Regions from separate parts of the Homo sapiens genome. Here region 2 is linked to region 1. A link is an interaction called in ENCODE POLR2A ChIA-PET data of the cell type or tissue named here. Cell type or tissue: CD4-positive, alpha-beta T cell. All regions are shown on one strand. Links, peaks and the distances in the headings refer to the core of each region. The heading gives the core; the rest is flanking DNA. Region 1 overlaps CPNE6 (copine 6). Region 2 overlaps DHRS4L2 (dehydrogenase/reductase 4 like 2).

Evidence for each region. Peaks named below come from ENCODE experiments on the same cell type or tissue, not always from the same donor. Only the 100,000 strongest peaks of a DNase experiment are listed, where the experiment ranks them.
Region 2: POLR2A ChIA-PET joins it to region 1 with 6 read pairs; 7 of 35 experiments call an interaction of 5 or more read pairs at or near these places.

The regions. Positions count from the first base shown.
Region 1 is chr14:24,072,106-24,086,865 of GRCh38, forward strand. It overlaps CPNE6 (copine 6), which reads left to right. Exons shown (of 17, transcript NM_006032.4): 2 at 828-999; 3 at 1,394-1,573; 4 at 1,946-2,020; 5 at 2,186-2,260; 6 at 2,426-2,509; 7 at 2,601-2,690; 8 at 3,067-3,171; 9 at 3,400-3,486; 10 at 3,722-3,781; 11 at 4,044-4,177; 12 at 4,255-4,309; 13 at 4,401-4,452; 14 at 4,774-4,907; 15 at 5,049-5,285; 2 more. The coding sequence starts at 832. The coding sequence ends at 5,625. It overlaps NRL (neural retina leucine zipper), which reads right to left. Exons shown (of 3, transcript NM_001354768.3): 2 at 10,363-10,770; 3 at 6,557-9,463. The coding sequence starts at 10,743. The coding sequence ends at 9,131. Among named protein-coding and RNA genes, the nearest start is that of CPNE6, 7.9 kb to the left of the region's middle. RefSeq lists enhancers at 3,201-3,270, 3,611-4,810, 4,589-5,502, 8,665-8,714, 10,147-11,061 and silencers at 9,025-9,344, 9,555-9,724. In CD4-positive, alpha-beta T cell, for the core only: no CTCF peak of the experiment used is centred there; DNase peaks (open chromatin) are centred at 9,076 and 9,406; H3K4me3 peaks cover 1,466 bases; H3K27ac peaks cover 430 bases.
Region 2 is chr14:23,999,208-24,014,692 of GRCh38, forward strand. DHRS4L2 (dehydrogenase/reductase 4 like 2) reads left to right here. Exons shown (of 8, transcript NM_198083.4): 4 at 1,656-1,726; 5 at 1,826-1,877; 6 at 2,177-2,310; 7 at 5,130-5,185; 8 at 6,679-7,196. The coding sequence ends at 5,163. It also overlaps the pseudogene DHRS4L1. Among named protein-coding and RNA genes, the nearest start is that of DHRS4L2, 18 kb to the left of the region's middle. In CD4-positive, alpha-beta T cell, for the core only: no CTCF peak of the experiment used is centred there; DNase peaks (open chromatin) are centred at 7,864 and 8,285; H3K4me3 peaks cover 1,171 bases.

The DNA of each region.
Region 1 (14,760 bases), core at 4,634-12,633:
CCGGCATACCCCTGCCTGCTTCAGCCCGAGGCTTGGTACCACTGCTGGGGGAAGGTGGCATGCGTGCATCCCACGGGCAGCATGGAGGGAGCCACGACTCCCCAAAAATCCTGTCGCTAAGAGACGGTGCCAGTGCTGCCAAGAAGTGTGAAAACAGGGGAGGTGGGGAGGGATGTGAGGCTTGTCACAGTTAGAGCTCCTGCCAGGAGCCTGAAGGAGCTTTCAGCAGAGCCCTGGTCCTGCCTCCCAGCCCACCACCACTCCTTTTCCATCAGCTAGCCAGAAGGGGAATGGGGGTAGGGAGTGGATAGGGATAGCCCAGCAGGGGACTTTCCAACCTGTCTCCTGCCCACTGCAGACTCCACTTCTGAGACCCATCCTCTTCAGAACTCCAGAGGCCTCTCCACCCCCTGCCCCACCCCCTTGCCCTAGTTTAGCTCCCTCGTGCCAAGACTGAGTGCAGCGCTGGCACAACACCAGTCGGGAAATAGCAGAAGGTGCTGAGGCGGCAGAAAGTGTAGATCAATCGATGGCCTAGGAGCCAAGACTGCCAGGAACATCCCCACCCCAATCCTTCAGCCCTCTCCAGCCCCATCCACGCATACCTAGGCCAGCAGCACAGGGCTTCTGAGCAGGAGTGGGAGGCTCAGGTCCTCTGCCCTCCCCTGCTCAGAACTCTGGTGAAGCTGAGGAAGCAGGAGGTCCGTGAGGCCCCAGGGTCTAGGGAAGGAGGTTAAGGGGTGGGGCCCAGGGACCCTAGAGGATAGACCCCTCTGCTGGCAGGTGTTCCCTTTCCAGAGTCCAGGCCACCTGCTCTGTCCCCACAGTGACATGTCGGACCCTGAGATGGGATGGGTGCCTGAGCCCCCAACCATGACGCTGGGGGCCTCTCGGGTGGAGCTGCGGGTGTCCTGCCATGGCCTCCTGGACCGGGACACACTCACCAAACCCCACCCCTGCGTGCTGCTCAAGCTCTACTCTGATGAGCAGTGGGTGGAGGTGAGAGCAGCTCAGGTTTCTCCTTAACTAACCTGGGTTAAGCTTGGGAAAGAGGGAGGCTGGGTGGGAGCAGTGAAAGCCTTGCAGGGAAATGTGTGGACTCTGCGGCGCCTTCTCGAGGCCGCTTGGGTACCCTGGAGATGGTGTCCCAGAGGGTCCTGAGATTGACCCAGAGGCAGTGGGGTTGCTCCCAAAGGCCTCATGATAGCCCGGAGGACTGAGAGTCCAGTGGGCAGGCAGCACCCCAAGCTCAGGGATCAGCTTAGGAAGAGAAGAGCTGGTTGCTGGGGACGTGGGGGCCCAAGAAGAGCTGGCATGACTAGGGCAGTCCAGGACAGGGAAAAGTATCCTCGGTTCCCAGACAGCCCTCGCCTCCCTTCAACCACTACCACAGGTAGAGCGCACAGAGGTGCTTCGCTCCTGTTCCAGCCCTGTCTTCTCCCGGGTGCTGGCCCTTGAGTATTTTTTTGAGGAGAAGCAGCCCCTGCAGTTCCACGTGTTCGATGCCGAGGACGGAGCCACCAGCCCCCGAAATGATACCTTCCTCGGCTCTACGGAGTGCACCTTGGGCCAGGTCTGCATTCCCGGCCTCCCCGGCTACCCTACCCTACCTCCATCAGCTTTGCCTCTGGAAGCCAAAAAGAGAGAAAACATGAGCTCTAGAGCTAGTTCAACCCAGCCTTGGCTCCCATCTCTGCCATTCACTAGCTGTGCAGCCTCAGGAAAGATACTTAACCTCTCTGAGTCTTAGTTTTCCTATCTAAAAAATGGAGGAGTGGTCAGAGTGCTTCCCTCTTCAGACTATTGTAAAAATTGAGCCCAACCCTAGCCCAACTCAAAGTGCCAACCCTTGCAGACACTCAGAGCATTTATTATTCCATCCCTTGTACGTGGCCAAGGCAGATGGGGATGTCACAGCTGGGTCTCCCTCCACCTCCATCCCCAGATTGTGTCACAAACCAAGGTCACTAAGCCATTATTGCTGAAGAATGGGAAGACTGCGGGCAAGTCCACCATCACGGTAGGCAAGATCACCTGTACTCACCCTTGGTCCAGGTATTCAATGCCCCTGCATGGACACCTATGGTGACATCATGCCCAGGACCACCCCCACCTAAGGGAAAGGGGATGGGGTGGCCCTTGTGGTAAGGTTAGGGGAGTCCTGCCACTTGTATCCCCCTTGCAGATCGTGGCCGAGGAGGTATCAGGCACAAACGACTATGTGCAACTCACCTTCAGAGCCTACAAGCTGGACAACAAGGTTGGAACCCCAGAGTCCAGGCCCCCAACTCCCCTGTCACTCCTAGGCCTCCCACTCAAGACAGATCCCAGGAGCCCAGGCCTGCTCTCTTCCCAGTGGGAGCCCATCCCCCACCCTCCTTGCAGCTCTCACCAACCTCAAGGGCCCTTTCTCCTGTATCTTCAGGATCTGTTCAGCAAGTCTGACCCTTTCATGGAAATCTATAAGACCAACGAGGACCAAAGTGATCAGCTGGTCTGGAGAACTGAGGTTGGTGCCTGGGGCTATGGGGATGAAGGGAGGGAGAGTAAAGTAAGAAGACACAGACAGGAGCTGACCAGCCACCTGGTGCCTCTCCAAGGTGGTGAAGAACAACCTGAACCCCAGCTGGGAGCCGTTCCGCCTGTCCCTGCATTCCCTATGCAGCTGTGATGTTCACCGACCTCTCAAGGTGAAGTCCCAGCCAAGCCAGCACAGCCTACTTAGAGCAACCAATCTGCTATCTAAGACCTTTCCCCTGCATGTGGCAAGCCTCCCTCCTCTCCCCCAAGTGATAATCACATCCCACTGTGGGATAAATAATAGGTCACAGCTCAATGTTAAACTTCCCACATGTGTGCATTTTATCAGTGGCCAAAGTCCCTAGCAGACTGAGCCAAAGAACAAAGTTCAGCAGGTGGCCTCTCCGGGCAGGCTGAGGATGTCTGTTTGGGCATGGAGACTCTAAGGCCCAAGTCCCCCTACTCCAAGTCCCCGAGTCCCCCTACTCACCGTGAATACCGCAGAGCATCTCCAACCTGACCCCACCCCTCCCCCTGCCTTCTCAGTTCCTGGTGTATGACTATGACTCCAGTGGGAAGCATGACTTCATCGGCGAGTTCACCAGCACTTTCCAGGAGATGCAGGAAGGGACGGCAAACCCTGGGCAGGAGGTGCCACAAATACCCCACCCCCAGAATCCCACCCAGATCCCTGGGAGAATCCTGAGGGTGATGCTGAAGAGACCACCATAGGTGATAGGAAGTGGAGAGGGTGGAAAGCACCTGGGCTCAGCTGAAGGACGGAACCATGGGGGTCTTGCTCTGGGAGGCTCTGCTGGAAGGGAGAAAGAGGGGTCACCTGATGGACTTGTGACCCTGAGCTTGTGGGGTGGGGTCTAGATGCAGTGGGACTGTATCAACCCCAAGTATCGGGACAAGAAGAAGAATTACAAGAGCTCAGGGACGGTAGTGCTGGCCCAGTGCACGGTAAATTTCACTTCCTGCTTCAAGCCTTGCCCCAGCCCCTGCCCCTACCACACTCTCAGGTTCAACCCTTCCCTTGTTTCAAAGACCAGTTTCTCTGCTTCTGGGAACTGGAAACCACCCCCAACTGCAACCCAAAAAACTCTGGCTCCCCCATGTTCCCCACAGAAGCCCTACCCAAGCTCCCTCCTCAAAGGACCACCCCATCCCCTCGCCTTACCCCTCTCCCTACCTCCAGGTGGAGAAGGTGCACACCTTCCTGGATTACATCATGGGTGGCTGCCAGATCAGCTTCACGGTAAAGACTCAGAGGGAGGGCACACAGGCAAGAGGGAGGGGCTGAGTCCATAGTGAAAGGAAGGAGCCCAGAATCTCCACTGCCCCAACTTGGGCTGCTCATGAGCCTTCGCATTGTCAGCTTATGCACCCCCACATCATTATGTGGCTACCTGTAGCCTCCCCACCACTCATCTTAGTCCTCCCTACAGATCCCAGCTCTGGCCTAGGCAATCTGGTGGCTCTCATGGTTGCAGCATGACCTTCTTCCCACCCCCACCCAGGTGGCCATTGACTTCACCGCCTCCAATGGGGACCCGAGGAGCAGCCAGTCCCTGCACTGCCTCAGTCCCCGACAGCCCAACCACTACCTGCAGGCCCTGCGTGCAGTGGGAGGCATCTGCCAGGACTATGACAGGTAGGAGAGAGTGGGGCGGGAGGGAACAGGCAGGGAGGCCTTGCCCAACGGATTCCACAGCTTTTTCTTCTCCCCAGTGATAAGCGGTTCCCAGCTTTTGGCTTTGGGGCTCGAATCCCCCCCAACTTCGAGGTAGGCTAGATGCGAGGGAAAGAAGGAGATGGGGGGCGTGTCAGTCAGGCAGAAAAGGCAGGCCCTCACTGCTCCCGCCTTGCCCTCACAGGTGTCCCATGACTTTGCTATCAACTTTGACCCGGAAAATCCTGAATGTGAAGGTAAAAGGGGAGATTTTCACCTGCCCCGCCTCCCCGCAGACACACTCCACACAGGAGCACAGACTCCACTCCCCAGGGCCCAGCTTCCTGTCCCTTCCACCCATCCCAGGCCTGTCTTTATCAGGTGAGGCTTCCAGGGCCGAGGCCCAGCATCTGCACCCAACTCTCCCTGCCAAGGGACCATCCAACTCTCCCACTGCTTAATGAAGGAACTCGAGGGGAGGGCAGTCCTCAGACCTGGAAGCATTTCCTTGCTTTAAGGAGTGTCAGGAGGGGGCCCTGCTCATTTCTGCCAGCTTCACAACTTCTCTTCACTCACAGAGATCTCAGGGGTCATCGCCTCCTACCGTCGTTGCCTGCCCCAGATCCAGCTCTACGGCCCCACCAATGTGGCCCCCATCATCAACCGTGTGGCTGAGCCGGCCCAGCGGGAGCAGAGCACCGGCCAAGCCACGGTAGGAAGACATGGCGGGCAAACAGGAGCTGTCCCATGTGTCTTTAAGTGGTGCCAGGGCCAGGGTCTGCACCTTGGTGGAAACGGTGTCAACGCCCTTGCACACAAAGCCAACCCTTCCACCCTCTCTGCTTGCCCTCAGAAGTACTCGGTGCTGCTGGTGCTCACTGACGGTGTGGTGAGCGACATGGCTGAGACTCGCACTGCTATCGTGCGTGCCTCCCGCCTGCCCATGTCCATCATCATCGTAGGCGTGGGCAATGCTGACTTCTCTGACATGCGGCTGCTGGATGGCGACGACGGCCCCTTGCGCTGCCCCCGAGGGGTGCCTGCAGCCCGAGACATTGTCCAGTTCGTGCCCTTCCGAGACTTCAAGGATGTGAGTCCCCCGGGCCCCTTCCGGCTGAAGGACTCCTCAGCTTCTCATCCCCCCAAATCTGACCTTCGTCTTCCACCATTTGATGTCCTGCTAAGGACGCGGGAGCCCAGCTGGCCACCCTGAAGCCCCACTTCTCCCTCAGATGACCCTGCCTCCCCTACTCTTCCTCTCACCCCTAACCACATCACTGTCCCCACCCTAGGCTGCCCCCTCTGCACTCGCCAAGTGTGTCCTGGCTGAGGTGCCACGGCAGGTGGTGGAGTACTACGCCAGCCAGGGCATCAGCCCTGGGGCTCCCAGGCCCTGCACACTGGCTACGACTCCCAGCCCTAGCCCGTGACTGCCTCCCTCCGGACCGACACTCCCTCAGCCTCTCAGTGAGTCCTGGGGCTTCCAAAGGAGTGGACACAGGGGGTGCAAAGTGGGGCTTGGTAGAGCCCAACTAGGCTGGGTGTAGTGTAGAAGAGAGTGCTTATGACTCTCCCACCCCCTCCCAGGTGCCTGTCCTGACCCTCGTGACTCCAGTGACCAATGCCTCCACCTCTTGGACCAGGTGTGCCCCCTGGGTTCTGGACGTGAGTGGTGGGTCCTGCTCCTATCTCTCCAAACCCCATACCCTTCAATGCTGTGGCCCCTCAGTGACTTCCTTGGGTGATCCTGACTTTCTAGCCATTAATAAAGAGAACTGCTCCTAGCACCTCAGCCTCTAACCATCATGCCTCAGATGCCCACTGGGCAGCCTGCAGCACCCCCACACACACCATAAGAAATGAGGACCAGCACCTTTCAAAATCTGAGACAGAGCTCCCCAGGCAGGCTGCTGTCTCTGCAGTCTTACCCCAGCTATGTGCCAGTGGGATCTGAGGAGCCCCCTCCCTCACCTCCCAACCCCAGGGGGTCTAGGCACCATGGAGAATAATTACAGGAGATAGGAGGATAATTACGGGCTGTCAGGAGGGCAGGCTGAAGCTTTCTTATAGCTGTCTCCAGAGAGGCCCTGCTGAGTCCCCCAGGAGCTGAACCCCAGCCCCCACACAGCTGTGGGGCGGGCCAAGAGCAGGTGCTGGGGGATACTGAAGGAGGGCAGCAGGTCTGCTAGTGAATTGGGAACATAGTGGAGCATCTAAGGCCTATACAGTCTGGTTTCCCGGGTGTGTCAATGTGTGTGTCTGTTCATGGCCTTAATGGGTCACACTCATGGACTCAGGGATGTGCAGTGCATGAACACACAGATTCACACACTTAACAATCACATCAGCAACAACAGCAAATATCATTACGTAGCATGTGTCAACTTTATGCTAAGTGCTTATTTAAATGCATTTATTCTCAGTAGGTGGTTACCATTATTTTCACCATTTTTCTGACAATCAAGTGAGGCTTGATTTTAACCCACCCATGGTCAAAAAACTGGTAGAACTGCAACTTGAAACAGGGTCTCACTCTGCCACCCAGGCTGGAATGCAGTGGCACGATTATGGCTCACTGCATCCCCGAACTCCTGGGCTCAAGTTATCCTTCCACCTTAGCCTCCTGGGTAGGTGGGACTCCAGGTGCATGCCATTACATCTGAATTTATTTTATTTTATTTTTTTGTAGTGACAGGGTTCTCGCTATGTTGCCCAGGCTGGTCTCAAACTTCCTCCTTGGCCTCCCAAAGTGTTGGGATTACAGGCAGGAACCACTGCGCCCCACCTAAAGCACTACTCTTAATCACCACAGTGTGCAACTTTGTTTTTTTAAGTATACTCAGGTAACCCAGGAGTATCATTTTGAGACCCAGGTATGGTACTGTATATGTGGCCTAGTTGTGTGCTCAGGTGTCTATGGATGGTTCTGTCTGTCTTTGTGTGCCATGCAGGTGAGAAAAGTGAACAAGAAAAGTAGTGGGTCTGAATTACAGCTCCAGGGCAGGCAAGGATAGACACAGGTGAAATTTAGAGTGAGAGAAAAAGAGCTGGGCTCCCGGAAGGACCCTCCCTGCCCCATCCTCTCCCTTCAACAATGAGTGTGGAAGGGGATGAAGAAAGAGAAGCTAAAGGTTCTGTGAGCCCCTCAGAGAGAGAATCCAGAGCCAGAGAGGATGGCCAGTGGCCAATGGTGGGGAAGGGAGAGGAGACGAGAGAAATTCTGAGAGCGATGGAGGAGAGGACTCCCATTGCAGGCTCCTAAGCGGAGGAGGGATGAGCTGGGATAGAGGAGGGGAAAGAGGGAGCAAGAACTGTGATGGGAAGAGAAGAGACAGCTGGGGAGGGGGTGGAGAGAGGGGGTAGAAAGGAAGAGGGACATATGGGAGCCTCTTCCCCCATGCCCGAAAGCTTCTCCCATTTATTATGTCCGGTAGAGGACAGATGACAGTAACTCGTGAGGCGGCTGCTCCCAGCACAACGCCTGTGCTCTGCCCAGAGGCCCCATCTGCCCTCCCCTTAGCCTGCTGAACTGGAGGACTGGGTTACCATGGAAACTGTGAGACCTGGATAGCCACTGACAGGCCGAGCTGGGCCACTGAGGCTTCTGAGTTTGGTGGTGGTGGTGGTGAGAGGGGGAGGATCCATCTGTTCCAATGCCTGCCCCTCCACCCCATTTCCATTGGCTCTCCATAACAGATGTGCCACCCAGCTCCAGGTGGGGACTTCCCTTTTTCTTGCTCTCTCTCTCTCTCCCTCTCTCTCCCTCTCCCACACACAGACACACAAACAGTAGCCTGAAGCAGGGATAAAGAATGAACACTTCTTAAATTGCAAGAACATTTAGCTTATTGCATTAGAATTCTGCCTGGACTTCAAGTTTAATTCACAAAAGCTGCACTCTCTCAGCAAATTGTCATCCCAGGAGAAGTCTCACCTCAGCCCTCAGAGAGGTGGGAGGTGGCAGGAGCACCCTGTGCAGGTCTGGAGGCCCAGACAGCCTGGAGGGAGCTGCCGAGGACCCACGTATGTGCTCACAGAGAAGCCAGGCTTCCTCGCCTGGGCTGTGCATCCCCTGCCTAGGCTGCAGCTGGGAAACTGCAGCAGGATAGGAGGTGCCTTTGGCGAGATTGTCTTGGGGACTTCTTGGGGAGACCACCGGGACTTCCATACTGGGGAGATGCCAGAACTGGAAAGGGAGCAGAAGTCGTCCAATCCACATGAGAATTAGATGAAGTAACACAAGTCCAGGAAGCAACTGATTTGCTCAGGGTGACAGGGGGATCCCATGGAAGAGCTGGGACTAGGACCCAGGTTTCCAGACTTCTGCACACAGCTCTCTCCCAACCCACACCAACAACCCCCAGAGCTCACTCTTCAGGCCTTTGCTGCTCTGAGCCCTGAAGGCCACAGGGTTGGGCAGGGAAAAAGCATCTCGGATAGAGGTCCTAATCTATCTAGTTGTTGGATATTGAAATCTTGAAAATTCTGTAGTGCTAAAATGGGGAGGTTACAAGCTTCAGAATGAAAATACAGCCTCATTGCTAATTACAGCTTTAATGTGTTACAGGTTGAAAACCCTGAATTAAAAACTAAACTGAGGTGGGAGCTGCAACCCTCCTCCACCTCCCATTCACTGTGTCACCACACTTCCACCCCCCAGTGCCTGGCACTGGTCCCTGCAGAGCTCAGCGTGCTAGTCATGTGGGCTGGGTTTCTGTGTTCGTAAGGGGAGGGGACCCCTCTCCAGAAAATGACCAGCATCTAAATTCGGGCATGACTTGAGGACCCAAAAGCTTTGGGGATATTTGCGCGGTCATACAGGGCGTGGCTAGGACCAGAAGGCGCTCTGGTAACGATGCAGAGAACCGTGCAGCCGCCTCCTGGGCGGAGCCACCCCACCCAGCCCCCACTACACCACAAGGTGCTCTGAACGGCTCAGAGGAAGAGGTGGGAGGGGTCCCCGGACCCGGGGCCGCTCGAGGTTAGCCGGTCACAGCGAGCCTTGTAGAGATCGCGCTCCCGGGCCAGGCGGGCCACCTCGGCCCGCAGCGCGTCCAGCTGGGCGGCCAGGCGGGCGCGCTCGGCCTCCAGCCCGCGCCGCTGCTGCAGCCGCTTGGAGCGACAGGCCTGCGCGTAGCCGCGGTTCTTCAGCGTGCGGCGCCTCTGCTTCAGCCGCAGCGCCTCGTCGCGCCCGCAGCCCCGCAGCTGCCGGTTTAGCTCCCGCACAGACATCGAGACCAGCGCCGCGTCGGAAAACCGCTCTGCCAGCTGCGGAGGGAGAATGCAGAAACCGGGTCAGCGCCAGGTCGCACCCGGCTCTGCCCTGAGGGCCCGACGCTACCTGGCTCCGCCCCGGGACAGCCCCGCCCCGGCTCCCACCTTCACCGGAAGGCTCGCCCTTCCACGCAGTCTGTTTCGGTCCAGAGCCCGCCCCAGGCCCCGACGCTCCCCGGGCCCCCCAGCTGACCGTTGCTCCAGTCAGGCGGGCGCCCCACGGTGCAGGGCCGGCCACGGTCAGGCGAGCCCGTCGCGCACCTAAACCCCGGGCTCGTCTCTGGGATCCCCGGCATCCAGCTCCAGGCCCGGGTGTGTCCAGTGGACCCGCACCCAGACAGCCCCCAACCCTCCAACGCGCTGCGTTTCCCTGTCCTGAAGCCTGCAACCCGGTGACCCTCACAGGATTTGGATTACATCCTAATGCCCGCAACACCCCCATCTGTGTCTGTAATTAATAGGATGAGTCCCAATCCTTCCTGAGAAGGTTGGGGGCTGGGAAGCACGAAGTCTTGAAAAGGCCAATCTAAACCAGTCTTAACCCAGCTCCACTCCACACATAACCCTTTCCCTGGTTTCCACACACCATGTATCTGTTTACCCCCCGGAGTCGCCCACTCCCCAGCTCAATTCTTCCCTTTGGATTCTCTGCTAATCTTATCTTCTCCCTGCTCCTCCTGGTTCAGCCTACTCATTTCTCTCCATTTTAAGAAAAGGGGGAGAAGCAGAATGTAGTTTTCTCGATCTGATTGCTTTCAAGGGACCTTCTCCCCTTCTCCTGCCCTCTGTCCCCTGTCCCAGTCCATAACCCCCTCTGGGAGCTCCCCTTCCTCTCTTGGGCAGTCCTCCTTCCTTGCCCTGCCTCCCCTCAGGCCAGCTTGCTGACCACTCACCTGGACGTGCTGGGCTCCTGTCTCCTCTGGGCTCCCTGGGTAGTAGCCATGGGGCCCATCAACAGGGACTGGGCCCTGACCCTGCAGCAGCTCCATGGCCTCTTCAGGACTCAGCCCCAATGCCTCCCCAGCCCCCAGCTGCTGCTGCAGGGTAGCCAGCCAGTACAGCTCCTCCAGGCCTGGCCGGGTGCCCTCGGTTGCCCCCACCATGCCTGGTTCACTGAAGGTGGGTGAAGGAGGCACTGAGCTGTAAGGTGTGGAGCCCAGTGAGGCTGTAGGGGGGCCAGGTCGGCCCTCAGAGGGTTCCCGCTTTACCTCAAACTTCATCAAGTCAAAGTCATTGACATATTCCATGGCCAGGGGGCTGGGGGGCAGGGCCATTCTGGAGCTGGGCTGGGAGGAGTGCACCTGCAAAGAGGAGGAGAGGTCTGGAGCACATGGAGGCCACCTGCCATCCCCTCTTCACCAAGTCCCTCTTCCCTCAAAGCCCAAGTGCCCTGGAGCAAGAGTTTGGGAAAGCCAGAGGGATGGTGCAGCTCTGTTCACTGCAGAGTCCCCACCAGGCTGAAGAGTAACCTTTCAGAGGGCAGGGGCTCCTGACAGGGGACAAGCAGCTGAATTCCTGAAGGAGGAAGAGGACAGCACAGCCTCTCGCCCCACTGATGCCTCAGGATCTATGAAAAGCAAGAGCAGTATGGCAGTGCTCCCAACCCTAGTGCTGAGACATGCCGAGAGGTCTGTCATCTCAAGAGGCATCATTCCATTTCCAAGCCATTTTTTTAAATTGCTTAATTAACTGTGACAAAGTGAGTGTATATTTTAGGACAGTGGGAAGGCATGTATGCTGTGAATTTTAAGAGCCAAGGATAATGTGTTCTTATAGCTCTCTGTCTCTCAAAGCACTCAGGGAAGTGCCTTGCCTATAGAAGACCCTCAGTGTACATTTGTTCTATGGATTAATCAATCAATGAATCCCTTTTGTAGGGGCAAGAGGCTTTATATGGAAAAAAGAAAGGTCCTAGAATTAGTTCTAGAAAGATCAGAATCAACTGGCCACCATCTTTCCTCAAGGCCAGTCTCTCCAAGGGGAACAGACCAAGATTGATTTTCCTTCTATTCAGAACTTGTTACGTTGTGTGAACTTGGCAGATCACCTTCACCCTTCTGACCCGTTTTCCCTTCTGTTCAATGAGGGCAGTTAGACTTTGTAACATATACCAAAGAGTGTTCTCTAGAACACTGATTCTGAACAATACCTATGAAGAGGTCTGTGCTCAGATAACTTTGAGAAATGTTGCCTCCTATCCCTACCTCTTACAGATGCACATAGCACAAGAGCATATTAACCTGAGCAATCCTTTAGTAAACCGTCTGTTCAAGTTCAACAAAAAGTGTCCTAAACTTATGTCACCAAGGAACTCTCCTGTCTGTTATCAATCATGGGGCACATGTTCACCTGAGGAACTTCTGGCTGGGTGACCTCAGATACCCTTCCCAGCCTTGAAGTCCAAGCTCTAGTCCAGCTCCCAATTCCAGTAACTCCCACCCCACCCCCAGAAGGTGCGCGGCATGGAGTGTTCATCCCCAGGGCTTAGACTTCGGCTCCTTCTAGATGCCCCAAGCCTAGGTAGCCTTCTTTCCAACCACATGTCAGACCCCCAGGCTCTACCCAGAGAGGCAAAGAGGAAGACCCAGGCCTCTCTCTTCCTGTTCCAGGGCAGGGTTGCTGCCCTCTCTATGGAACCTGTCACCCTTGAGAGGACAGAGGGGATGGAAACAGACACAGATTAAAGGAACTGGGTCTTGGCAGAAAGGAGATGGTGAGACACTGAGAGAGGTATCCAGAAAGAACTGGATGTACAGAAGGAGTAGTGGGGAAGGTTGTTTATCTTTCTGACGTGATAGCAGTGAGGGACACAGGCCAGTCAGGGTGGGAGTGGAGTAGGGTACCAAGGTGTTAGGATTCTTGAAAACAGACAACAGAGAGCAGGTGTTAAAGAGGGGGTTCTAGGTGAGCGGCCTGACACCCAGGTAGGCCCTGGATATACTCACTTCAGAAATGGCCGAGAGGATGTGGTCAGTGCCAGAGCCAGACAGGCACAGCTTCCCAGGAGACTGAAGGCTCCATGGAGCAGGGCCTGGTGCCTCTGCTCAGCTCCAGGGGGCTGTGGGCACAGAGCCCAAAGGGCATTCTTAAAGGGCCAGCTCTCTGAGGTCATCTGTGGTCCTGAGGCCTCCAACCAATAAGGTAAGGAGATCATTTGCATATCTTATTGGCCTGGGGTTGGGGGAAATGGAGAGAGAGGAGAGTACAAGTGTGCTTATTCTCAAAGAAGGAAAGGGAGCATCTTCCCCAACAAAGCTCCTCACTGATGATCCGACTCCCAAGTGCTCAGTTTCCCAGTTCGGACAGAAACATGGGTCTGAACCACCACCCCTCTATGTGAACACAACCCTCAGCCCTAGCCATGCATAGCCTGGGATTGGAAAAAGAGGACCAGACAAACTCCCAGCACCCCCACCTTCCAAGGCCCTGCAGCCCCTCATCTGTCTTTGGAGACTATAAGCTCTCCCACGCCCACTCTCACCGGGCCTTTTGGATCTGTTTCCTATTTTCAAGAATCCTCACATTTCTACCTCTGCCCCATCTTCATGCTGACTGGTCTTATGCCCCTCATAGCCGTCGCATCAGAAAGGAAAGCAACTTTTCCCACAGGGGATCTCCAGGACTTGACCACCATATTTTGTCTCTCCCATTCTTGCTAATCCAGCTTGGGAGAAAGAGTAGGAAAAAAGAGAACAGGGAACTCTGTTCCTTCCTTCTGGGCCTCAAGGGACATTGAAATCTAATCACCACCAGTCCGTCGGAGACACTTTTGTAACTGGCCTCATATGCCCTCTGCTTTCTCTCACCTTTTCCCTGTGTGTGTCTCTGCCCCTCTCTCCTCTCTCACTCATTCTAGTTCCCAGATGGCTGAGGGGTGACCTACATTTTCAGCCTAATCCCCTAACACCTCTTAGAGCTATCATCCCTGAGTAGGAGTGGGAACAGGGATACTAGGAATTATCCAAGGAGATGTTTAAACCTGTCCGAAGCTGTTTAAATAGGGTCTATGGAGTTAAAGGCCACTTCCTACCTTCTGAGGCCACCCAAATACTCCCATGGGGTTAATAGTTCCTCTTTCTCAACACAGAGGCCTGGGTGTCCATCAGACCCCAAAGGTCATCACTTATAAAACTTAACCTGGTCCCAGCCTTATATGTTGGGGAAAAGCTGGCAGATACAGATTATCTAAGAAGGTGGTTTCTGAAGTGTGGTCCCCAGAGCAGCAGCATCCATATCACCTGGGAACTTGCTAGAAATACATGTTACCTGATCTCACCTTAAATCTACTGAGTCAGAAACTCCGGGGGTGGGGCCCAGAAATCTGTGTTTTAAGGCCCTTCCAGCAAGTCTGACATGCTTGAAAGTTTAAAGGCCAGGCACGCCTGTAATCCCAGCATTTTGGGAGGCCAAGGTGGGCGGATCACTTGAGGTCAGGAGTTCAAGACCAGCCTGGCCAACATGGTGAAACCCCATCTCTACTAAAAATACAAAAATTAGCTGGGCATAGTGGCAGGCACCTGTAATGCCAGCTACTCCTACTGAGGCAGGAGAATCACTTGAACCTGGGAGGCGGAGGTTGCAGTGAGCCGAGATCGTGCCCCTGCACTCCAGCTTGGGCAACAGAGAGAGACTCCATCTCAAAAAAAAAAGAAGAGAAAAGAAAGAAAGTTTGAGAACTGCACAGAATGCCTGCAGTCTACCCAGCTTCCCTGGGGAGGCATGTATATATGTCTGTCTGTGCATGTGTATGTGGTCTCTCCTACCATGCTTTCCATACACATATTGGAAAACCTAGATCAGATGACATCACTCTCTTCCCACACCTGGGTTTCTGTTTTAAGGAGCAGAAACCATCGTCACCATTCAAGCTTCTCTGTGTGACTGCCTGGATCTACTGCTGTTTTCTCAAAAGAATAAAAAAGCCTAAGGCCTAGGAACCAACCACAAAATGGGAATGAGGATCATGGAGAGGCAGGACCCCACACACATGCCCATGGAATGTAGCTCTCCAAAGTGGACACCCAGGAAAGAGACTCTACAATTTCCCTGGTTGAAGAAGGAATGGGAAGTGTTGAGTGCAGCCCCTTTTTCATGCCTGCTCTGGCCTGGCCAGACACTTGCCCCCAACCAGCAGCTGTCAGGTCTGCACTGATCCTCTTGTTTACTGGAGGGCTCAAAGGAGAGGTGGGAGGGCTAAGCTGCTAACGGGCTAAGGGAGTCAGACTAAACAAGCTCAGGCGAGTTGAGCTGCTTGGGGCTCAGACCAGGCACCACTAAACCAGGGAAAGGAG
Region 2 (15,485 bases), core at 3,034-11,033, 74 kb before region 1:
CGTAACAGATATAATAATAATGGAAAGGTCTGAAATATTCCAAGAATTACCAAAATGTGACCCAGAGACAAAGTGAGCACATGCAATTGGAAAAATGGCTCGAATTAATGCAGGGTTGCCACGAAACTCCAATTTGTAAAAAAAAAAAAAAAAAAAAAAAAAAAAAACAATATCTGCAAAGCATAAGAAAATATGTGTCTATAACTTTTCTTTTAATTTGTATATTTTTTAAACTATCACAGTATGTCAAATCCAAACATAATGGCTGATCCTTGATTGAACTCTGGACTTTAAAAAACACACACACACATTTGGGGGATAATTGAGGCCAATATGTTAGATAAAATTATCATCATTGTCAAACTCTTGGTTGTGATAACAGATTATGGTTGTGTAAAAGAAAATCCTTACTCTTTGGAAATGTATGCTAAGTATTTGGGGATAGAACATTGTACTATCTGCAACTGAGTTTACTTATTTTATTTTAGGTTATTTATTTATTTTTGTGATGGAGCCTCACTCTGTTACCCAGGCTGGAGTGCAGTGGTGCTATCTCAGCTCACTGCAACCTCCACCTCCCGGGTTCAAGCTATTCTGCTGTCTCATCCTCCTGAGTAGCTTGGATTACAAACACATGCCACCACGTCTGGCTAATTTTTGTATTTTTAGTACAGACGAGGTTTGCCATGTTGCCCAGGCTGTTCTCGAACTCCTGACCTAAAAGTGATCCACCCATCTTGGCCTCCCGAAGTGCAGGGATTGCAGGCATGAGCCACCATGCCCAGCCCTGAGTTTTTTTTTTTTTAATTTACATTTTTTTATTTTTGTTCTTTGTAATTTTTGATTTTATTATATAAAATCTTTCAGAAAACTTGCAACTGAGTTTCAATGGTTCATTTAAAAAACTGTACAGATCTACAGAGAGGACAAATAGGACAAAATGTGAACAATTGGTGACTCTAAGTGAAGGATATCTAGACATTCATTGTACTTCTATCTCCAATTTTTCTGTAAGATTGAAATATTTTAATATAAGCAGTTGTCTAGAACAGTGTAAACAGGGTCATACATTTGTTTTAGATTATGGATGTGGGGATTCTGATTGTAGCCTGTCCCCCAGCTTCCCCAGAAGGTGACTCCTCATGATCCCACTTTCTAACCATGCCTAGCCAGACAGTCCTTCCTAGAGGGCCAAGAACATCTCACTCCCTAAGCCCAGAAGCCAGAGAAGTGCTAGAACAACCCCACATATCCAAGGTCAGGCCACATTTTCCCTGAGAAGCATGGCCTACTCTAGGGCAGGTCCAGGAGGCTGACAATTCCAGGCTCTACCTACTTGGAAGAAACAGAGAAAACACAGCTCAAATCCAAAGGCCCCTTCTGGCCCAAATCATACTTGGCTGATTATGAAACAAGATGAACCAGGCTCCATTTTTGCTCACCTGAACCTAATGTATCATTATCTAGCTGAGCAGCTGGTGAGAGCTACTTCTCCCTGAACCTCAGTTCCTTCATGTGTAAGATGCAGGTATATCATCCTAAGATCTTCGTCAGCTCTGACAAACATCCTAGGAACCCACTCTAACTCCTCATTTTTTCATGCCTCCTCCAGTGCTCTTCACTCATGCTGTTTCCCCTTCTTCTCTTGGCTTCAGACTCTGGACATTAATGTGAAGGCCCCAGCCCTGATGACAAAGGCAGTGGTGCCAGAAATGGAGAAACGAGGGTACAGAGAGTGAGAGAGAGCCTGGGTGAGAGGGGACCCCACACAGGCTGAGGGCAGTGGTCCACACTGGGAAGACGGTCAGCTCTCTTCTTTTTCCAGAGGCGGCTCAGTGGTGATCGTGTCTTCCATAGCAGCCTTCAGTCCATCTCCTGTAAGAACCCTTTTGTCTACCTCTTCCATCCCACCCTCCACTCCACATCTTTCCACCCCTCCTATTACCCAAAGAAGTTTGTGTCCCCTTGTAGAATCACACCACCAAGTCCCTGCCCACAAAATAGATGCCTTGCCTCCACAAACCATAACCTAGGGGAGGTTTAGCCACAAGACAGTTTCCTAACTCTGCCCCTCCCTTACAGGAGATCCCTACTGAGCACTGCCCTCTATGTCTAGTTATTAGAACCAAGAATGACCTGGAAACTATGAGTCTAACACATTCTCTTCTTTCTCCAGGGCTTCAGTCCTTACAATGTCAGTAAAACAGCCTTGCTGGGCCTCAACAATACCCTGGCCATAGAGCTGGCCCCAAGGAACATTAGGGTGAACTGCCTGCACCTGGACTTATCAAGACTAGCTTCAGCAGGATGGTGAGGAAGGGGAGCTTTGCATTTGACTGGGACCCCTTGAAAGGCATCCATCTTCTTGGACAGGGAAGCCCACTACCTGAGTCCTGAGCTCTCAGCCACTCCATTCTCCTTCCCTGGACTTTCCCATATTCCCTCTCTGTACCACCTGCCCTATACAAGCCACACTCTTATCACACCTTTTCTGAGGTATAGGCTGGAGACTGAGGTATTCAGACTGTACTCACACTGTTTCCTCCCTCCTTACATGGATGAGAATTGGAGAGACGCAGCAAAATGCATCACTAGAACCTGAAACAAATGAAACAGATGAGGGCAGTGGGGAGAGCTGGGAGCTAGAAAAAAATAGGAAGTGAAAGAGGGAAGTCTCTCACCCCATCCCTCCTCTCAGTTACCATGAGGATGGGCAGTTTCTTCCCTTTCCATTCTTCACTTTCCTCTTCTTTTTTTTTTTTTTTTCTTTTTTAATTATTATTATTATTATACTTTAAGTTTTAGGGTACATGTGCACATTGTGCAGGTTAGTTACATATGTATACATGTGCCATGCTGGTGCGCTGCACCCACTAACGTGTCATCTAGCATTAGATATATCTCCCAATGCTATCCCTCCCCACTCCCCCGACCCCACCACAGTCCCCAGAGTGTGATATTCCCCTTCCTGTGTCCATGTGATCTCATTGTTCAATTCCCACCTATGAGTGAGAATATGTGGTGTTTGGTTTTTTGTTCTTGCGATAGTTTACTGAGAATGATGGTTTCCAATTTCATCCATGTCCCTACAAAGGACATGAACTCATCATTTTTTATGGCTGCATAGTATTCCATGGTGTATATGTGCCACATTTTCTTAATCCAGTCTATCATTGTTGGACATTTGGGTTGGTTCCAAGTCTTTGCTATTGTGAATAATGCCGCAATAAACATACGTGTGCATGTGTCTTTATAGCAGCATGATTTATAGTCATTTGGGTATATACCCAGTAATGGGATGGCTGGGTCAAATGGTATTTCTAGTTCTAGATCCCTGAGGAATCGCCACACTGACTTCCACAATGGTTGAACTAGTTTACAGTCCCACCAACAGTGTAAAAGTGTTCCTATTTCTCCACATCCTCTCCAGCACCTGTTGTTTCCTGACTTTTTAATGATCGCCATTCTAACTGGTGTGAGATGATATCTCATAGTGGTTTTGATTTGCATTTCTCTGATGGCCAGTGATGATGAGCATTTTTTCATGTATTTTTTGGCTGCATAAATGTCTTCTTTTGAGAAGTGTCTGTTCATGTCCTTCGCCCACTTTTTGATGGGGTTGTTTGTTTTTTTCTTGTAAATTTGTTTGAGTTCATTGTAGATTCTGGATATTAGCCCTTTGTCAGATGAGTAGGTTGCGAAAATTTTCTCCCATGTTGTAGGTTGCCTGTTCACTCTGATGGTAGTTTCTTTTGCGGTGCAGAAGCTCTTTAGTTTAATTAGATCCCATTTGTCAATTTTGGCTTTTGTTGCCATTGCTTTTGGTGTTTTGGACATGAAGTCCTTGCCCACGCCTATGTCCTGAATGGTAATGCCTAGGTTTTCTTCTAGGGTTTTTATGGTTTTAGGTCTAACGTTTAAATCTTTAATCCATCTTGAATTGATTTTTGTATAAGGTGTAAGGAAGGGATCCAGTTTCAGCTTTCTACATATGGCTAGCCAGTTTTCCCAGCACCATTTATTAAATAGGGAATCCTTTCCCCATTGCTTGTTTTTCTCAGGTTTGTCAAAGATCAGATAGTTGTGGATATGCGGCATTATTTCTGAGGGTTCTGTTCTGTTCCATTGATCTATATCTCTGTTTTGGTACCAGTACCATGCTGTTTTGGTTACTGTAGCCTTGTAGTATAGTTTGAAGTCAGGTAGTGTGATGCCTCCAGCTTTGTTCTTTTGGCTTAGGATTGACTTGGCGATGCGGGCTCTTTTTTGGTTCCATATGAACTTTAAAGTAGTTTTTTCCAATTCTGTGAAGAAAGTCATTGGTAGCTTGATGGGGATGGCATTGAATCTGTAAATTACCTTGGGCAGTATGGCCATTTTCACGATATTGATTCTTCCTACCCATGAGCATGGAATGTTCTTCCATTTGTTTGTGTCCTCTTTTATTTCCTTGAGCAGTGGTTTGTAGTTCTCCTTGAAGAGGTCCTTCACATCCCTTGTAAGTTGGATTCCTAGGTATTTTATTCTCTTTGAAGCAATTGTGAATGGGAGTTCACTCATGATTTGGCTCTCTGTTTGTCTGTTGTTGGTGTATAAGAATGCTTGTGATTTTTGTACATTGATTTTGTATCCTGAGACTTTGCTGAAGTTGCTTATCAGCTTAAGGAGATTTTGGGCTGAGACGATGGGGTTTTCTAGATAAACAATCATGTCGTCTGCAAACAGGGACAATTTGACTTCCTCTTTTCCTAATTGATTCCTCTTCTTAAACATAAAGAGATTTCTGGGTGGGGTGGCTCATGCCTGTAATCCCAGCACATTGGGAGGCCGAGGCGGGCAGATCACGAGGTCAGGAGGTCGAGACCATCTTGGCTAACACGGTGAAACCCCGTCTCTACTAAAAATACAAAAAATTAGCCGGGCGCAGTGGCGGGCGCCTGTAATCCCAGCTACTCGGGAGGCTGAGGCAGGAGAATGGCATAACCCGGGAGGCGGAGTTTGCAGTGAGCCAAGATAGCGCCACTACAGTCCGGCCTGGGCAAAAGAGCAAGACTCCGTCTCTAAAAAAAAAAAAAAAAAAAGAAAGGAAAAGAAAAAAAAACATAAAGAGATTTCCCTTCTTCCTACAGCTCTGGATGGACAAGGAAAAAGAGGAAAGCATGAAAGAAACCCTGCGGATAAGAAGGTAAACTGTCATGAGGGCAAGGGCACTAAGAGACATGAAGATGGGAAGGTCTGGTCCCTAGCAGCCCACAGCCCGCTGTCTCAGTCCCACAGATAACACAGGCAGGCTCTCTTCTGCCTCACAGACCACGAATTCATAAACACTATCACTACAGTGACCTGAGCAAGAAGTCAGCTTCCCTTTCCAAAGGTAAACACAGAGACATCGGGGTTTCAGCAGTGCAGAGGTCTCGGAGAAGCCCTGAGTCCTCTCTCCACCTGGGGGATTGCCTCCACCTCTGAGCATCCATGGAGACCAGGGACCATAACCAAAACCATGCTTTGTTAGTCCCCTTGAATAATGACACATGTTTACAAAACTCAGGTTGATGATCTACAATCCAAATGAAAAGAATGAAGAGTTTTACTAAGCCCCAAACTCCCCTTGCCTAAGGAGTTACTTTCTTCCCCAGTGAGCTGGGTGAACTGTTCAAGCACCTTTGTCGGGCTCCCTTTCCTCTAAGTTCCCTGCCTCTCTCTACCTTCTGGCTTCAAGGACAAATGCCAGTAATGCCTAACTCTGTACTCGTCCAGACATCCCAAATCTTCCCAAAGCCATTCTGATGTGAGACATGAGCTGCAGGCCTGGTTCATAACTCATTAATAAGTGAGGGGATTGTCAACCTAGAGCACCAATGAATGATCTAGCCCATGTAGCTCAATACTGGATTCACATTAGAATCACCTGGGGAGCTTTTTAAACTGCAGGTGCTCAGGCCCCACCCACTCCCAGAGATTCTTTTTAATTGGTCCAAGGTAGGACTTGACCATCTGGGCTTTTGTTTTTCTTTGTCTTTTCTTTTCTTTTCTTTTTTGGTTTAAGCCTCTCAAATGATTGCAAGATACAAGTAGAATGGAGAAGCATTAATTCAGCCCTTCTAGGTTTGAGTTACTCACTCTGCCCACCTCTAGAGCATTCTATGGCAGGGAGATTAAAGTGTCTCCTAACTATGCAGTCACTGATAAAATAAGAATTAGCACATTCTCACTAAATGAACATGACTTTAAGGCACAAGTATAGATTCCTGAAAAAGTTCTAAGCTGAACCTGTACAAATGGAATCATTTTAAACACACCATTTACTGTCACACAGACTCCCTGATACTTTAGTGTGTGCACATGTGAAACCATTTTTTTGAAGTATGAAATAATTAATTGCTCACCATTTTATCTATATAACTTTGGATTTTGGTGTCCTGAGCTCTCTAAAAACCGGTGTGTTTCTATAGTATTTGAATATTATGGGTAATAGTTTTGCAGAGTACAGTATGCTTATACTAAATTATAACAGCATATCCTCGTGGTAACCCTATTTGATAGGCAGAAAGCTTGTACACTGATCCTGAAAAGTCATCTGATAATTCTTGATTAAGCAAATTTAACTCCCCGTGTCCCAGGTGAGGGAGGCAGACCCGTTTGATTTTTACCTCCTTCCTTGCTTCCCTTATTCCCCAGGTTAGGCGAGCCAGAGGATTGTGCTGGCATCGTGTCTTTCCTGTGCTCTGAAGATGCCAGCTACATCACTGGGGAAACAGTGGTGGTGGGTGGAGGAACCCCGTCCCGCCTCTGAGGACCGGGAGACAGCCCACAGGCCAGAGTTGGGCTCTAGCTCCTGGTGCTGTTCCTGCATTCACCCACTGGCCTTTCCCACCTCTGCTCACCTTACTGTTCACCTCATCAAATCAGTTCTGCCCTGTGAAAAGATCCAGCCTTCCCTGCCGTCAAGGTGGCGTCTTACTCGGGATTCCTGCTGTTGTTGTGGCCTTGGGTAAAGGCCTCCCCTGAGAACACAGGACAGGCCTGCTGACAAGGCTGAGTCTACCTTGGCAAAGACCAAGATATTTTTTCCTGGGCCACTGGGGAATCTGAGGGGTGATGGGAGAGAAGGAACCTGGAGTGGAAGGAGCAGAGTTGCAAATTAACAACTTGCAAATGAGGTGCAAATAAAATGCAGATGATTGCGCGGCTTTGAATCCAATTGACCTGTTCATTTCTCAGTGTTGGGTGCTTAGCTGAGCAGAGAGCAGAAGTCTATTCAGGCTGGATCTCTGGATCCCCCAGCCCTCCTCCCTGTCTCCAGAACTTGAGCGTGATGTTCACGGGTGGAGGTGTCTGCAGAGCTGCCAGCTGGAAGGAAGGTGGCACGGGAACTCCCAGGACGCCACGGGAATCCCCGAGGCAGCGCGAGCCCGGAGAGAGTGGGGAAGGATGAACTCTCTAACACCTCCCCGCCCCTTGCCTCCCAGATCAGGCCAGGTCCTCTCCCCGCATGGCCCTACGTCCCGAGTTCCCTCCCGAGTCAGCAAGTACAAGCTGGATGGGTCCTGAGCCGGTGGGGAATAGAGAAAGGCCCTGCAAGGTACCCAGGCCCACAAACAAAAGAAATGGGTTCTGCCCACGGGCCCGAGGATTCAGTAGAAGGAAAGTGGGGACGCTGTCCCCCGCCCCAAAGGCACTGACACTGGGCGACACACGCTGAGCCTCTCACACCGACGGGCCTCTCACGCCGGAGCCGGCAAGAAAGGTCGGCGCCAGCCCGCGGGCTCTCAGGAGGCTCGGCAGCGCGACGCGCATGCTCAGTCGGGCAGCTCTCCGGGCCGGCGTGGGAGCCCGCGCTCCAAAGCCCGGTGGGGGGAGGGGCGCTCACGCAACCGCCACTGTCTGGAGCGGGCTCGCCTCTGCGGCGGCACTCACCGCCCGGGCTTTACTGAAGCGGAGTCTAGCATGTGCGGCTGCTCCACAGCGGTGTGGGTGGCGGCGGCTCCTCTGCAGCAGCCTCGGCAGTAGGGGTCACGGTGGCCAAGCCCACCGTGGAGCTCATCTGAGAGTTGTAAGGTACGGGACTGCCTCGGTCTTTGGGACGCCCCGTCTGGTAGCATCCCAGATCCAGCACGTTCCTTCCGGCCCTGCACCCCGGCCCGGTGCCTCACACCCCGCTACCCCATGCATCCAGACTCTAAGGCAGCCCCTGCATCTCAGTCCTGACATCGCTGTCCCTGGAGCATCCTCCGCTGGAGCTGGAGCTTGACAGGTAGGGTGGAGAGGGCCGTGGGGGGGGTGCGGAAACTGCATCAATTAACGGGGCCGTGGGGGAGGGAAGTCCTCCATTGCTAAGGCTTCAGTAGGCGTTCTATGATCACAGTGTAAACAAAGCTGCAGGGAAGCTCTAACTGGGCGGAACCCACCGCAGCTCAGCAAGGCCTACTGCCTCTCCAGATTCCACCTCAGGGGCCAGGGCATATCTGAGCAAAAGGCAGCAGACAGCTTCTGCAGACTTCAGTGTCCTTGCCTGACATCTCTAAAGACAGCAGTGGTTCTCCCAGCACGGAGTTCGTGCTCCGATAACGGACAGACTGCCTCCCCAAGTGGGTCCCTGACCCCCATGTAGCTTGACTGAAAAACACCGCCCAGTAGGGGCAGAGAGACACCTCATACAGGTGGGTGCCCCTGTGGAACAAAGCTTCCAGAAGAAGGATCAGGCAGCAATATTTGCTGTTCTGCAGCCTCCTCTACTGATACCCAAGAAAATAAGGTCTGGAATGGACTTCCAGCAAACCCCCAAAGACCTGCAGCTGAGGGGCCTGTTAGAAGGAAAACTAACAAACAGAAAGGAATAGCATCAACATCAGCAAAGGACAGCATCAACATCAGAACAGGAAAGGACATCCACACTAAAACCCCATCCATAGGTCACCAACATCAAAGACCAAAGGTAGATAAAACCACAAAGATGGAGAGAAACCAGAGCAAAAAGGCTGAAACTTCCAGAAATCAGAACGTCTCTTCTCTTCCAAAGGAATACAAGTCCTCACCAGCAAGGGAACAAAACTGGATGGAGAATAAGTTTGATGACTTGACAGACGTAAGCTTCAGAAGGTCAGTAATAACAAACTACACCCAGCTAAAGGAGCATGTTCTAACCCATTGCAAGGAAGCTAAAAACCTTGACAAAATGTTAAACGAATGGCTAACTAGAATGAAGAATCTAGAGAAGAGCTTAAATGACCTGATGGAGCTGATAACCACAGTACAAGAACTTCATGAAGGATACACAAGCTTCAATAGCTGATTCAATCAAGTGGAAGAAAGGATATCAGTGATTGAATATAAAATTAATGAAATAAAGTGAGAACACAAGATTAGAGACAAGAAAAGAAAAAAGAAACATTCAAATTCAGGAAATACAGAGAACATCACAAAGACACTCCTTGAGAAGAGCAACCCCAAGACACATAATTGTCAGATTCAGCAAGGTTAAGGGCAGCCAGAGAGAAAGGTTGGGTTACCAACAAAGGGAAGCCCATCAGACTAACAGCAGATCTCTCAGCAGAAACCATACAAACCAGAAGAGAGTCGGGACCAATATTCAACATTCTGAAAGAAAAGATTTTTGGAACTAGAATTTCATATCCAGCCAAACTAAGCTTCGTAAGTGAAGGAGAAATAAAATCCTTTACAGACAAGCAGATGCTGAGAGAGTTTGTCACCACCAGGCCTGCCTTACAATAAGAGCTCCTGAAGGAAGCACTAAACATGGAAAGGAACAACCAGTACCAGCCACTGCAAAAACATACGAAATTGTAAAGACCATTGATGCTATGAAGAAACTGCATCAATTAATGGGCAAAATAACCAGCTAACGTCATGACAGGATCAAATTCACATATAACAATACTAACCTTCAATGTAAATGGGATAAATGCCCCAATTAAAAGACACTGACTGGCAAATTGGATAAAGAATCAAGACCCATATGGTGTGCTGTATTCAGGAGACCCAATCTCACGTGCAAAGACACACATAGGCTCAAAATGAAGGTGTGTCTGGAATTGGTGGGTTCTTGGTCTCACTGACTTCAAGAATGAAGCCACGGACCCTCGCAGTGAGTGTTACAGTCCTTAAAGGCAGCGTGTCCGGAGTTTGTTCCTTCTGATGTTCAGACACGTTCAGAGTTTTTTCCTTCTGGTGGGTTCGTGGTCTCGCTGGCTTCAGGAGTGAAGCTGCGGACCTTCACAGTGAGTGTTACAGCTCTTAAGGCGGCATGTCTGGAGTTGTTCGTTCCTCCCATCCGGAGTTGTTCATTCCTCCCACTGGGTTCGTGGCCTCACTGGCCTCAGGAGTGAAGCTGCAGACCTTCACGATGAGTGTTACAGCTCATAAAGGCCGTGTGGACCCAAAGAGTGAGGGGCAGCAAGATTTATTGCAAAGAGCGAAAGAACAAAGCTTCCACAGTGTGGAAGGGGACCCAAGCAGGTTGCTACTGTTTGAAGGGGTGGCTTGCCCCTCCACACCTGTGGGTATTTCTAGTCAGGTGGGACGAGAGACTGAGAAAGAGAAATAAGACACAGAGACAAAGTATAGAGAAACAACAGTGAGCCCAGGGGACCGGCGCTCAGCATACCAAGGACTTGCACCGGCACCGGTCTCTGAGTTCCCTCAGTTTTTATTGATTATTATCGTCATTATTTCAGTAAAAAGGAATGTAGTAGGAGGGCAGGGTGATAATAAGGAGAAGGTCAGCAACAAACGTGAGCAATAGAATCTAATAATTCAGTTCAAGGGAAGGTACTATGACTGGACATGCACGTAAGCCAGATTTATGTTTCTCTCCACCCAAACATCTCGGTGGAGTAAAGAATAACGAGGCAGCATTGCTGCAAACATGTCTCGCCTCCCACCATAGGGCGGTTTTTCTCTCATCTCAGAACTGAACAAATGTACAATCGGGATTTATACCGAGACTTTTAGTTCCCAGGAGCAGGCAGGAGACAGTGGCCTTCCTCTATCTCAACTGCAAGAGGCCTTCCTTTTTTACTAACCCACCGCAGCACAGACCCTTTATGGGTGTCGGGCTGGGGGACAGTCAGGTCTTTCTCATCCCAGGAGGCCATATTTCAGACTATCACATGGGGAGAAACCTTGGACAATACCCTGCTTTCAAGGGCAGAGGTCCCTGCGGCTTTCTGCAGTGCACTGTGCCCCTGGTTTATTGAGACTAGAGAATGGCGATGACTTTTACCAAGTATACTGCTTGTAAACATTTTGTTAACAAGGCACGTCCTACACAGTCCTAGATCCCTTAAACCTTGATTTCATACAACACATGTTCTTGTGAGCTCCAGGTTGGGTCAAAGTGGTTGGGTCAAAGTGGCTGGGGCAAAGCTAAAAATTAACAACATCTCAGAAAAGCAATTATTTAAAGTACAGGTCTTTTTCAAAATGTAGTCTCTTATGTCTTCCCTTTCTACATAGACACGGTAACAGTCTGATCTCTCTTTCTTTTCCCTACATATCCCCCTTTTCTTTTTGACAAAACTGTCATTGTCACCATGGCCTGTTTTTGCTGGTCACTGTCTTTCTGGAACTGCTGGATACACCTGTAGACTAACAATAGAGAGGGCAGACATACAAGGATTAATACAAAATTTGCAATAGTGGAATTTCCAATGGTTTTAACCCAAGTGATGGGGGCAAGAGGACAGTGTGGGTGCTCCGGCACCCAGGCAGTCTCCCTTCTCCTTTGTCTCTTAGTTGTTGTTTCTCATAGTTTTCAATCTTTCTCCTCACCTGCTCACTCGCACTTTTTGTTTCATTGTCTCCCTTCTCTTATGGTCTCTCTCTCTTTTTCTCTTTTTCTTCCTTTTACACTATTTCTTTTCCCAGTCTCACTTTCTGTGTCTCTCTCTGATCTCTGTCTTTCTCTTTTACATTATTTTTTTCCCCAGTCTCACCTTCTGTGTCTTTCTCTGATCTCTGTCTTTTCCAGTCTCTCTCTTACTCATTTTCTCCCTCTCTTTCTCTCTCTCTCTCTCTCTCTCTGTCTGTCATCCCGTGTCCTCTCTCCTTCACACTCAGTCTCTTTTTCTTTTTCTTTTTCTCCCTGGCTCTCCACATCTGCCGTTTTCTCTCCTTTCTCTTTCTGATTTCTCTTCTCACTTTCTCTCTTCCTTTCTTTCCCAGTTTCTCTTTTTTCTCTGTTGGTCTTTCCCAAATAATGAAAAGGAGTGGAGGTCTGAATGTTATCAGATGCTATTGTCAGGCCTGCGTTTGCAACCTCTGTCTGCAGAAATGTGTAACAGTCAATTAATTTGTCTCTCGTTTCTGCAGCACTCAAAATATCATCAACATAATGAATAATATAACAGTCTGAAAACTTGTCTCTAACTGGTTGAAGAACTTGAGCTACAAAAGTCTGACAAATAGTTGGACTATTAAGCATTCCCTGAGGCAACACTTTCCGCTGAAATCTGGTGGCTGGTTTTTTATTATTTATGGCTGGTATAGTAAAAGCAAATTTTTTTAAATCCTATTTTGCCAGAGGAATGGTAAAAACGCAATCCTTTAGCTCAATTATAATTAAAGGCCAATCTTTGGGGATCATGGCCGGAGAAAGCAGCCCAAGTTGGAGAGTCCCCATGGGTTGAATTACTGCATTGATGGCTCTCAAATCAGTTAGGATGCACCATCTGCCTGATTTTTTCTGAATTACAAACGCAGGAGAATGCCAAGGTGAAAATGAAGGCTCAATGTTTCCCTTTTCTAATTGTTCCTTTGCCACTAAGTGTAAGGCCTCCAGTTTTTGCTTTGGTAGTGGCCACTGATTTACCCATACAGGCTTTTCTGTTTTCCCAGTTAATGGAATGGGTTTTGGAGGCTCTACAGTGGCCACTCCTAAAAAGGATACCCTATTTCTTTTTTTTTTTTTTTTTTGGATTTTTTTAGCCTCAATTGGGACTTTAATGCCTTCTCCATTTTTCCCTAGTCCTTTACCAGAGAGATATCCCATTTTAGTCATGATTTTTTGACTCGTGGGGCTGTATAGGGAGACTGGAATAGTAATCTCTGCATGCCACTGTTCTAACAAGTCTCGGCCCCATAAGTTAATTGGAATAGAAATAATCATAGGCTGAACTGTACTCTCTTGATTATTAGGGCCTAGACAATGTAAAATCATGGCACTTTGATACACTTCTGAGGCGGTGCCCACACCAACAAATCCTGTAACAGGCTTTTGTTTAGGACAATTTTTTGGCCATTGATTTAAGACAATAATAGAAACATCAGCCCCAGTAGCCACTAATCCTTCAAACTGCTTTCCCTGAATAGTGACTGTACACACAGGTCTATTCTCTGAGAGCTGACTAGCCCAATAAACAACTTTTCCAGCAGGGTTGGTACTTCCAAACCCTCCTGTTCTTTCTGTTTTGCTATTCCCAATTTTAATATAAGGCAAAAGCAATAATTGAGCAATTCTATCACCTGGATTGGCACTCCAGGGAACAGCAGAGCTGATCACTAACTGAATTTCCCCTTTATAATCTGAATCAATTACCCCAGTATGAATTTGGACTCCCTTTAAATTTAGACTTGATCTTCCTAAAATAAGGCCTACCATCCCTTCTGGCAGCAGGCCATACACCCCAGTAGGAATCTTTTGAGGGAGCACTCCAGGGAGTGAAGAAACCATTTGAGTAGAACATAAATCTACTGCTGCGCTGCCTGCTGTGGTGGGGGATAACTGTTGTATTGTTGTAATTGGCTGATTCCCTGGAATGGTGGTATTTACTGTGGGGGTTGTTGTCCCTGAAAACCCTGAGGAACAAATGGCTGAATCAAGAATGCCCCACTTTGTTGCGGGGCCTGGGGCTGGTCCCTCTTCTCGTTTCCTGACAATGGTTGCCCATTTTTATCAAATTTAGAACAACATTCCTTAGCCCAGTGTTTTCCTCTTTCACATTTTGGACACAGGCCAGGTGGCTGTTTATTTTTGTTCTGTTTATTTAAGACTGGGCAATTCTTTTTTAGATGACCGATTTGACCACAATTATAACATTTTCCCCCAAATGTTTTAACTTGTCCTCCTAAAGCAACCCCCGTAATTGCTTGAGCCAGTAGCATTGCCTTATGCATAGTTCCTCCAATCCCATCACAAGCCTTCACATATTCTGTAATTACATCAACTCCTGCTGAAACCTTTCCTCTTAATGGCTTTATGGCCAATTGACATCCTGGATTTGCATTTTGATAACCCATTATTTCTACAACAACTTTTTGGGCGTTATCATCTGCAATCGATTTTTGAGCTGCATCTTGCAACCTTGCCACAAAGTCTGGATATGGCTCTTTAGAGCCTTGTCTGATTGAACTAAAAGAAGGGCAGGAGGTTCCTGGGTCCTGAATCTTTTCCCAGACCCTGAGGCAAATAGCCCTTAATTGTTCAATAGCCTCATTCTGCATTACTGATTGTTGGTTAATAGTGCTCCAATTTGGACCTGTTTCTGGCAATTGGTCTGCATCTATATTAACAACAGGATTAGTAGCCTGATTTTTCCATACCTGTTCTTGTACTCCGTCAATCCACCAGGTTTTAAATTGTAGATACTGAGAGGGTGAAAGAGAAGATTTAGCCAAAATTTCCCAATCATAAGGAATAAGTCTATTCCCATTAGCAATGGAATCTAATAATGTTCTCATATAAGGAGAGTTGGGTCCATATTGTTTAACTGCCTCCTTCATATCTTTTAACATTTTCATGGTGAAAGATTCATATCTAGCCTCAGTTTGGACAGACGCTCCTGCTTGACTCCGTTTTCCAGCCGGTATTGGTTGTAAAATTACCAGGAACTGCCCTGCCTCAAGATCTCCCTGTTTTCTGGCTTTATCAATGATTTTTTGCAGTGCACTATCTTGTCCACTAGGTGGTAGTGTAGGATCAAACACCATCGCCATGGGTTGTTGCTATACTGCCCTGCTATTTGGCACAGGACACAACACCTGGGATCTATACTGAACCACTGGAGACGGCCGATACTGAAATTCGGCTGATGGCTGGTGTTCATAAACTACTGATGGTTGGGTTTTATTTTCTACCGGCTGATATTGTGGATACTGTGTCTGGATTGGCATTTGAGGTTGTAATGTCACAGGCATCTGAACCGTGGGAGAAGGAGTTGTTGGCCATCGTGGTCTAAACTCTGATGGACCAAATAATTCTGGACCTCCTTCCTCCAATTTTGATGATTTAGGATATATTACCTCCTGTAATTGATTATAGTCAACATTTTGTGTTGACCGAACCATTGCAGACTCTACTACATTTTTACAATGTGAACTTTCTGTTCCATTCTTGAACTGTCTTCCTACCTCTTCTTCACAAACTATTACACAGCTTTCAGGGGCATCAGAAACTGAAATGCTATCTTCTTCTATTTGAAATAGTTCTCAAGTTGCTTTAATAATAGCCCAATCATTCCATGCTGTAA